3 separate regions of the Homo sapiens genome follow, and all the other regions are linked to region 2. A link is a contact called in ENCODE Hi-C or POLR2A ChIA-PET data. All regions are on one chromosome and are shown on one strand. The core of a region is the stretch at or near the end of the contact, and the rest is flanking DNA. Distances in the headings are between cores, read along the strand shown. Region 1 overlaps NCOA3 (nuclear receptor coactivator 3). Region 2 has its middle 22 kb from the start of LINC01754. Region 3 has its middle 39 kb from the start of MIR3616.

Region 1 (2,700 bases), core at 173-2,672, 140 kb before region 2:
GAGCTATATAAACTTAACTCAGTTTAAGAATTTTTTTTTCCCATTACTTAGTCCATTATTGTATGTTCAATTAAGTAAAAATGTATTTGCTTCCCAGGAGAACATTGGTAAGACATTTATAACAATCTTTTTTAAATGCTATAATCTTCTTGATAAGGGAGTGGGGGACAAGGAATTATTTCAAATTACAGCATATGCATGTCTAGTAAAATAAAGACAGGTATTACCACATATCTTGTGATATATACTAGAAAGAATCAAGCTGACTTATAATGTATTCTACATATTTAATAAATTAAACATTTAGTTCTATACGGAATCAGCCTGAAAATTCATAATAACGCAGTGAAAACAGACGCCTTGGCTTCTGAAAACCTAGATTTTGTAAAGTCCTGCTTCTTGAAATGATCTTGTGTTAGATTTTAATTCGATTTCAATTAAATGCTTGCTGTGTATCTATTAGAATCAGGCACTGCACTGGCACTTGGAAATAAGCAAATCACAGTTGCTGCCATCAATTAATTAGGAAAAGGGAAGCAGGTATAAACAGACCTAAAGTTCCTAAAATGAAAGCTATGTTCATTCAGTAAGCATCTGCTAAGCATCCATGTGCCACATTGTGCTAGACACCATGGATAAAAGGAAGAATTAAAAAGACCAGAGTCCCATGAGAGTATAAGGAAAGAATAGAGAAAAACTACCCTGCCTTTTTCATGGGGTTGTTAACTGTTCAACACTATTTACATGTGAAAGCAAGACAAATCCAAAACCATTTATCTCAGCCAAAGGGGGAGGCATTAATTGTACAATTTCTGCAATTATGTCCAGAGTTGTCATAACCAAAATGCCATTTGAGTTTCTTCATAATAAAGGCAAAAGACAAAAAACCTTCTATGAAATGGCCATTTGTGTAAAAATTACATAGGGATACAGGAAACATAAATGGGGTAAAGGTAGCTAAAACTTAAAACTTATTTTTAATTCAAGACATCCAGGAAATTATGCCATACATTTTTGCTTATACAACGATACTATCCACTGATGAACAATGGAACTAAACTAGCCTAAATTTTTTTAAATTAGCTTTAGATTAAGGAGAAAACTTAAAAATCTGGTTGGCAGATTAGTATAAAAGGCCTGATATCTTTGGCTGAGTTGAATATTAGCTCTTATCCAATGGTTACCAAAACAGGCATTCAAGCAAGCCGCTTGCTTGCGCTTGTTCTGCCTCTCTCTCCCTGCCACTTTGGAAAAACTGCATGCAGTGCTGCAGGATCACACAAAATAAATACAGGAAAGAGGGTGGGAGAGTTGGGTGGGGAAGTGAGCAAAGCTCTGGGCTCCACCAGTGGAAGGCGTTCCACAAGAATTGCTACAGGGTCAAAAGTTTACAGTGGTTTCAATTTCACCTTTTAGCAGCCAATCAGGAAACACAGGCTGCATGCTGACCCCTCGGGCTGCAAATGAACATTAACTCATTGGCTACCAGGATTGCACATTTTCCTTTTCTTATAAGGCTTTCCCTTCTTTTTATTTTTTTTAAGGACAGGGGAGTGGAGAAGGCAAAGAACACAATAAGTTCAAGGTGACAATTTTATTCAAGACAATATATTTTAAACAGGTGTTTGAGGGGAGAAATGATCGAGTAATTATCTTCTTTCTTCTTGAAATCTGAGTTTCTTTAGCCTGTAGTATCTAACAAACCAATTATTAATGCTAGTATCAAGACAAAGAATAAATTTAGGCAGGTAAAGGAGATGGATTTTCCTCCATGAGGTTGCAATTCTATGAACAATTTATAGGATGGTAAAAAGATAATACTGGTTGTGTATCCAGTAAATGCTTTAAAAGTAACTCAGATAATAAAGACATCTAACTGAAGGATTTGCCTATACCCCAATTTTTTTATTTGCATAGTTTCCCTACCCTCTCCTCAAACCATTACTATACACAGGTAATGTTCCTCTATCCTTTTCATAATGTGGATCCACAGAAATGCAGGCAGAGCTCTTAGCTAAGGTTTAAATTTTTCTTTTCTTATATTTCAGTACCTGGGAGTAACTGTACAATAAACTCAGGAGTGAACCATTTGGCAGTAGGTACAACTGCTCCCTAACTAATTTATGTAAATTTCTTCAAATGCAGAAACCAATAAACTAATCCATTAAATAATATTTTCAACATTCTATATTTAACATTGAGCAAGTCTAAAATGAAAACCTCTACTACATACACCTTAACTGGACTACATTTAAAAACTAGATGCCTTTGAAGCACCACAGGATAAAAGTGAAATCGCTGTATTAACTGCTCTACTATTAAAATGATTAGTCAAATCCTAAATGAACACACTGTAAATTTGTAGTTAGCAATATTTCTCTCTTTGACACAATAGGTAGTTGAATTTTAACAGACTCATTGACTTAAATTTACCTTTACGTTTAGAATACCCTGTAGGCACCACCATTGCCTAAGAAAACGATTTCATGTAGGATATTAGCTCTTATCCAAACCAGCAAAGTAAGATACCAGTTATTTCTGAAAACGTGAAAGTAAGCAAATATACAGAAGTGTGTGACTTAATATAACTGCTGAAGGGTTCCAAAATAACTTCAGTGTTTAAAGTTTATATAGCAATATAATGTCAGTTAAGATAGTAAATAAACTCGATGCTGATAGTTTTTTCTTAATTCGACATTA
Region 2 (2,700 bases), core at 27-2,526:
TTTCAACCATCCAAAAATGTGAAAACCCGGCCAGGTGTGATAGCTGATGCCTATAATCCCAGGATTTGGGGAGGCTGAGGCCGAAGGATCACCTGGGGCCATGAGTTCGAGACCAGCCTGGCCAACATGGTGAAACCCCGTCTCTATTAAAAATACAAAAATTAGCTGGGCTTGGTGGTGCATGCCTGTAGTCCCAGCTACTCGGGAGGCTGAGGCAGGAGAATTGCTTGAACCTGGGAGGCAGAGGTTGCAGTAAGCCAAGATGGTGCCACTGCACTCCAGCCTGGGTAACAGATCGAGACTCCATCCCAAAAAAAAGAAAAGAAAGAAGAAAAATTTGCCTTTTTGAAACCAACCCAAGCAACAAAGTGAGATGTCATCTCTATTAAAAGCAAACAAACAAACAAAAACGGAACTAAAAACCATTTGTGCTCACTGGCCCTGCAAAGAAAAAGTATGTGGTAGGGAAATAAATTTGCTTACCTTTTCACATTTTTATTTTGTTTTCTGAATGGGTAATAATTTCAGCTTGGTTCAGAATTCAAAAAGCACAAAGGAAAATATCTTCCCCACTGAGACACTGAGCCACCCAGTTTCCTATCCCAGAAATAAGTAATGGGTCCACTTTCTTATGGATACTTCCAGACATTGCCTGTGAATATACAAATAATTCTTTATATAAATTTATATATTTTTTTCTGACAAATCCATACTGTTCTGAATCTTGCTTTCTTCACTTAATCTTGGAAGTCACTGTGGAGCAGAACATAGCCACCTCACTAATTTTTCAGCTCATAATATTCCATTGAATAGATCAGGGATCAGCAAACAGGCTCATGGGCCAAATCTGGCCATTGCCTGTTTTTTGTAAATAAAGTTTTATTGGAACACAACCATGCCCATTCACTTATATATGATGTATGATATATGACTACATTTTTTTTTTAAGACGGAGTCTCGCTCTGTCGCCCAGGCTAGAGTGCAATGGTGCGATCTCAGCTCACTGCAACCTCTGCCTCCCAGGTTGAAGCAACTCTTCTGCCTCAGCCTTCCGAGTAGCTGGGATTACAGGTGTCCAGTACCACACCGGCTAATTTTTGTATTTTTGGTAGAGACGAGGTTTCACTATGTTGGCCAGGCTGGTCTCGGACTCCTGACCTCAGGTGATTCACCCGCCTCAGCCTCCCAAAGTGCTGAGATTACAGACGTGATCCACAGTGCCCAGCCTGTATGACTACTTTTGAGCTACAACTGCAGAGTTGAGTCATTGCACCAGAGCCCTCTGGGTCTGCAAACCTAGAGTACTTACTCTCTGGCCCATTATGTAAAAAGTTTGCTGACTCCAAGTATAGATGTTCTTCAGTGTACTCAAACATCGCTTGACAATGAACAGTTAGTGTTCATTCCAAATGTCTGTGGTTACAGAGAGTGCTGTGATACATAACGTGTCCATGTGCAATTGTCCACGTATGCAACTTTCTCCAATGTCAGAAAATCCTAGAAGCAGAATTGCTGGGTCAAAAGATATGTGCATTTGTAATTTTGATAGAAATTGTCAAGTAATTTCTAGAGATTATATCAGTTTACATTCACTCCCACCAGCAGCAAATAAAAGCAATCAATTTCCCAACACATTTTCTAACTTAGTCTGTTATCAGGCTTTTTGATCTTTGTCTAAGTGGCGGGTTAAAAATGGCATGTCAGTATAATTTTAATTTTCATTTATTTTATTGTGAATATATTTGTATCGTAGGGCTGCAATGACAAATTACCAAAAACTTAGTAGCTTTAAACAACCAAAACATGTTCTTTCACAGTTCCAGAGACTAGAAGCTCAAAATCAAGGTGTCAGCGGGGCTGGACTCCCTTCTAAACCTCTAGGGAAGATTCCTTCCTTGCCACCTGTACCTTCTAGAGGTTGCCAGCAATTTTTGTTTTTCCCTGGCTTGTAGATGCATTACTCCATGCTCTGCCTACATCTTCACCTGCCTTCTCCCCTTGTATGTCCATGTCTCTGTGTCCAAATTTTTCTCCTTTTTCCTTTTTTTTAAAAATGTTTTTTATTTTTTTTCTGTTTTGAGACTGAGTCTCACTCTTGTCTCCCAGGCTGGAGTGCAATGGCACAATGTTGGCTCACTGCAACCTCCGCCTCCCGGGTTCAAGCGATTCTCCTACCTCAACCTCCGGAGTAGCTGGGATTACAGGTGCACGCCACCACACCTGGCTAATTTTTGTATTTTTAGCAGAGACAGGGTTTCACCGTGTTGGCCAGGCTGGTTTCGAACTCCTGACCTCAGGTGATCCATCCGCCGCTGCCTCCTGAAGTGCTGGGATTACAGGTGTGAGCCACCGTGCCCAGCCTAAATTTTAAAATACTAGACATCAGTATGACGTACTACTCAGCCTTTGATTTCACTTGCTTATTAAGTATATTTACACTATTTATGACACCAACCTTTTCTCTTTTTCTCTCTTCCTTCCTTTTTTCTTCCTTCTTTCTTTCCTTTTCTCTTTCCTCCCTCCCTCCCTTCTTCCCTTCCTTCCTCACTCTCTCTCCCCCTCACTCCCTCTTCTCTTTCTCTTCTTCCTCTTTTTTTTTTTTTTTTATGCTCCACTTCCTCAACATTCTTCCCTTACCCCAAGTTGCCGTTTCAGATCAGGAAGATTAAGAGGCCATAGATAACCTTTCTTAACTTTTCT
Region 3 (2,709 bases), core at 104-2,603, 230 kb after region 2:
TTGAGGTGTCCCACTGCACCCCCATCCAGCCTCTGCCGCAACCTCCCTTAGAAGCAAAGACATCTAGGGAAGTGGCTTGCTTACTCGAGGATAGAGAAATGGTTGCTTTTAGTTTTACCATTCATCTGACCAGGTAAAACAGCCCACATGACTCAAATCTGAAGATACGAAAGGGCCCATAGTATAAAGCCTCTCCCTCCCTGCTACCTCGGTCCCCTCCAATCCCCCTTCCCACATAGTCCTCAGGGAGAGTCTGCATTTACAAACAAATGCAGAGACATTTTTCTCTGCTCCTTTTCTTCTTTTTTAAGACGGAGTCTCGCTCTGTCGCCCAAGCTGGAGTGCAGTGGCGCAATCTCAGCTCACTACAACATCCACCTCCTGGATTCAAGCAATTTTTCTGCTTCAGCCTACCGAGTAGCTGGGATTAAGGGCACCCGCCACAATGCCCAGCTGAGTTTTGTATTTTTAGTAGAGACAGGGTTTCACCATGTTGACCAGGCTGGTCTTGAACTCCTGACCTCAGGTGATCTGCCCGCCTCGGTGTCCTAAAGTGCTGGGATTACAGGCATGAGCCACTGCTCCCGGCCCCCTTTTTCTACATAAATGATAGCATTTGATACACACTCTTCTGCCCTGTCCCCTTGCCCCGTTTTTTTTTTTTAAACTTAATCTGAAGCCTTGAGTATTGATCCATATCAGTGCAGTTCAAGAGCACCTCCATCCATTTTTAGGGGGTGTGATATCTGCTATGTGGACACGGGATAATGCATGTGGCCAGCCCCCAGCTGGTGGACATTGAGATTGTCCCCAAACTCTGGCCACGGCAAACGGCCCTGCAGTGAGCACCATTATAAAATGACTCCCCAGGCTCCTCTTAGCTGCCCAGTGGGGTGGTTATTCCACTCTTTGTGCAGCTTGGAAAACTGAGACTCAGGGGTTACATGCATTTGGAGGGGTCAGGTTTTTAGTTGCAAATAACAGAATCCACTCCACCTAATTAGAACACTCTCTAATCTGCTTACTTCTCAGGCCACACCAGTGGGTCAGTGAGAGGCCAGGTAGGAGGGGAGGGGCTTGAAGGTTCCAGTCTGGGTTGAGTGTTTTCAGAATGAGGAGAAGAAGAGGGAGATGCAGTGAGGTCTGGTGAACCTGGCAGAAGCTGCCAGTTCCTTGCTGGTTTCCTTTGGCAATGACCGGGGCAGGAACTGGCTCAGACCTTTTCATGCAGTCCAGCAAGCTCGCTATCTGGTGGCCATAGGCAAAACTGCAGCCTGTGGAGAGATCTGGCCCACTGGGGACAGCGAGCACGTGGGCCAAAACCCTTCATTCCGGAGACAGCTGTTCACTGAGCTCTCTGTATGAGTCAAGTCCTCAGTAGTGACACAGTAGTGAACAAAACAGGTTCGGTCTCTGTCCTTATTGATCTGACACTCTCACTGGGAAGCAATTTGATACCTGTATGCATGTAATATAATCCCAGGCGGGCTAGATGCGCTGAAGGTAAATAAAGCTAGGCGGGTAGGGAGATGATGTGATTGGGAGCCCTCTCTGAGGGGCTCACCGTTCAGTAGAACCTGAAGGGGGTTTCTTTCCGAGGGGACTGAGCCCAATTATTTTATTTATTTATTTTTTGAGACAAGGTCTTGCTCTGTCGCCCAGGCTTGAGTGCTATAGGGACGTCTCTGCTCACAGCAACTTCCGCCTCCCAGGCTCACCCCATCCTCCCGCCTCAGCCTCCTGAGCAGCTGGGACTACAGGCACACGCCACCATGCCCAACTAATTTTTAAATTTTTTTGCAGAGACGGGGTTTCACAATGTTGCCCAGGCTGGTCTTGAACTCGTGAGCTCAAGCGACTCACCCGCCTTGGCCTCCTAAAGTGCTGGGATTATAAGTGTGAGCCAGTGTGCCTGTCTATTTTATTATTTTATTTTATTTTGAGACAGAGTCTCACTCTGTTGCCCAGGCTGGAGTGCAGTGGCACGATTTTGGCTCACTGCAACTTCCGCCTCCCGGGTTCAAGCAATTTCTGGCTAATTTTTGTATTTTTTGTAGAGACGGGGTTTCACCATGTTGGCCTGGCTGGTCTCAAACTCCTGACCTCAACGATCCACCTGCCTTGGCCTCCCAAAGTGTTAGTATTACAGGCATGAGTCACCGCGCCCGGCCGACCGTCCATTTTAAACTATACAGTCGAGTGGCGATAATCAGAGTTGAGTTTTCCAAAGGTCAGCATTTAGCTGCCACCTTCATATCAGGGTACATCAGGACCCCATCTATATTCTTATTTATTTTCTTTAGTCTAGAGAAGCAAAGGTCACCTATATTCCTCCAAGTGTCGCTGATGTGGGCCTGCCCCACGTGGGGCTCTGTGCTGAGGCTTTCCATGCTGTAATCCTTCGGGTTTTGTAATAACTCCCTACATGGAGCAGGCCCTCGTAACAGGCCCATTCTCCCAGTGAGGCAGCTGAGGTTCAGAGAGAAAAAAGTGACTTGCTCAAGATCACACAAAAGGTCACTGCAGAGCCGGGACTCAAACCAGTCTGCTTACTTCCCAAGCCAGTTCAGTGAATCATCAGGCAACACTGCCCCAGTCACAACTAGCCCTGTGTGTGTGTGTGACACCGTGGTGAGTTTACAAAATGACTCCCCAGGCTTCTCTTAGCTGCCCTGGGGTGGTTATTCCACTCTGTGCAGCTCGGGAAAC

Evidence for each region. Hi-C counts contacts between places; a loop is a spot of excess contacts on that map. ChIA-PET counts read pairs that join two places held with the same protein, here RNA polymerase II (POLR2A). Pooled maps may share reads with other maps.
Region 1: a loop to region 2 is called in a pooled map, with 3 times the contacts of the local background. The contact joins two enhancer-like sites. A Hi-C loop is called at or near these places in 5 of 50 pooled maps. POLR2A ChIA-PET finds 5 or more read pairs at or near these places in 5 of 52 experiments (BJ, OCI-LY7, PC-9 and 2 more).
Region 3: a loop to region 2 is called in a pooled map, with 2.3 times the contacts of the local background. The contact joins two enhancer-like sites. A Hi-C loop is called at or near these places in 3 of 50 pooled maps. POLR2A ChIA-PET finds 5 or more read pairs at or near these places in 4 of 52 experiments (AG04449, H1, T-cell and 1 more).

The regions. Positions count from the first base shown.
Region 1 is chr20:47,575,458-47,578,157 of GRCh38, reverse strand. The region is part of intron 1 of NCOA3 (nuclear receptor coactivator 3); the gene reads right to left. Among named protein-coding and RNA genes, the nearest start is that of NCOA3, 75 kb to the right of the region's middle. Within about 2 kb of position 1,422, at least 25 of the 41 ENCODE cell types and tissues checked have a DNase peak (open chromatin) inside an H3K27ac peak, as active enhancers do; they include OCI-LY7 and PC-9, where a contact is called at or near this core.
Region 2 is chr20:47,432,912-47,435,611 of GRCh38, reverse strand. No RefSeq gene overlaps it. Among named protein-coding and RNA genes, the nearest start is that of LINC01754, 22 kb to the right of the region's middle. Within about 2 kb of position 1,276, at least 4 of the 41 ENCODE cell types and tissues checked have a DNase peak (open chromatin) inside an H3K27ac peak, as active enhancers do; they include OCI-LY7 and PC-9, where a contact is called at or near this core.
Region 3 is chr20:47,204,400-47,207,108 of GRCh38, reverse strand. No RefSeq gene overlaps it. Among named protein-coding and RNA genes, the nearest start is that of MIR3616, 39 kb to the right of the region's middle. RefSeq lists a silencer at 1-24. Within about 2 kb of position 1,353, at least 5 of the 41 ENCODE cell types and tissues checked have a DNase peak (open chromatin) inside an H3K27ac peak, as active enhancers do.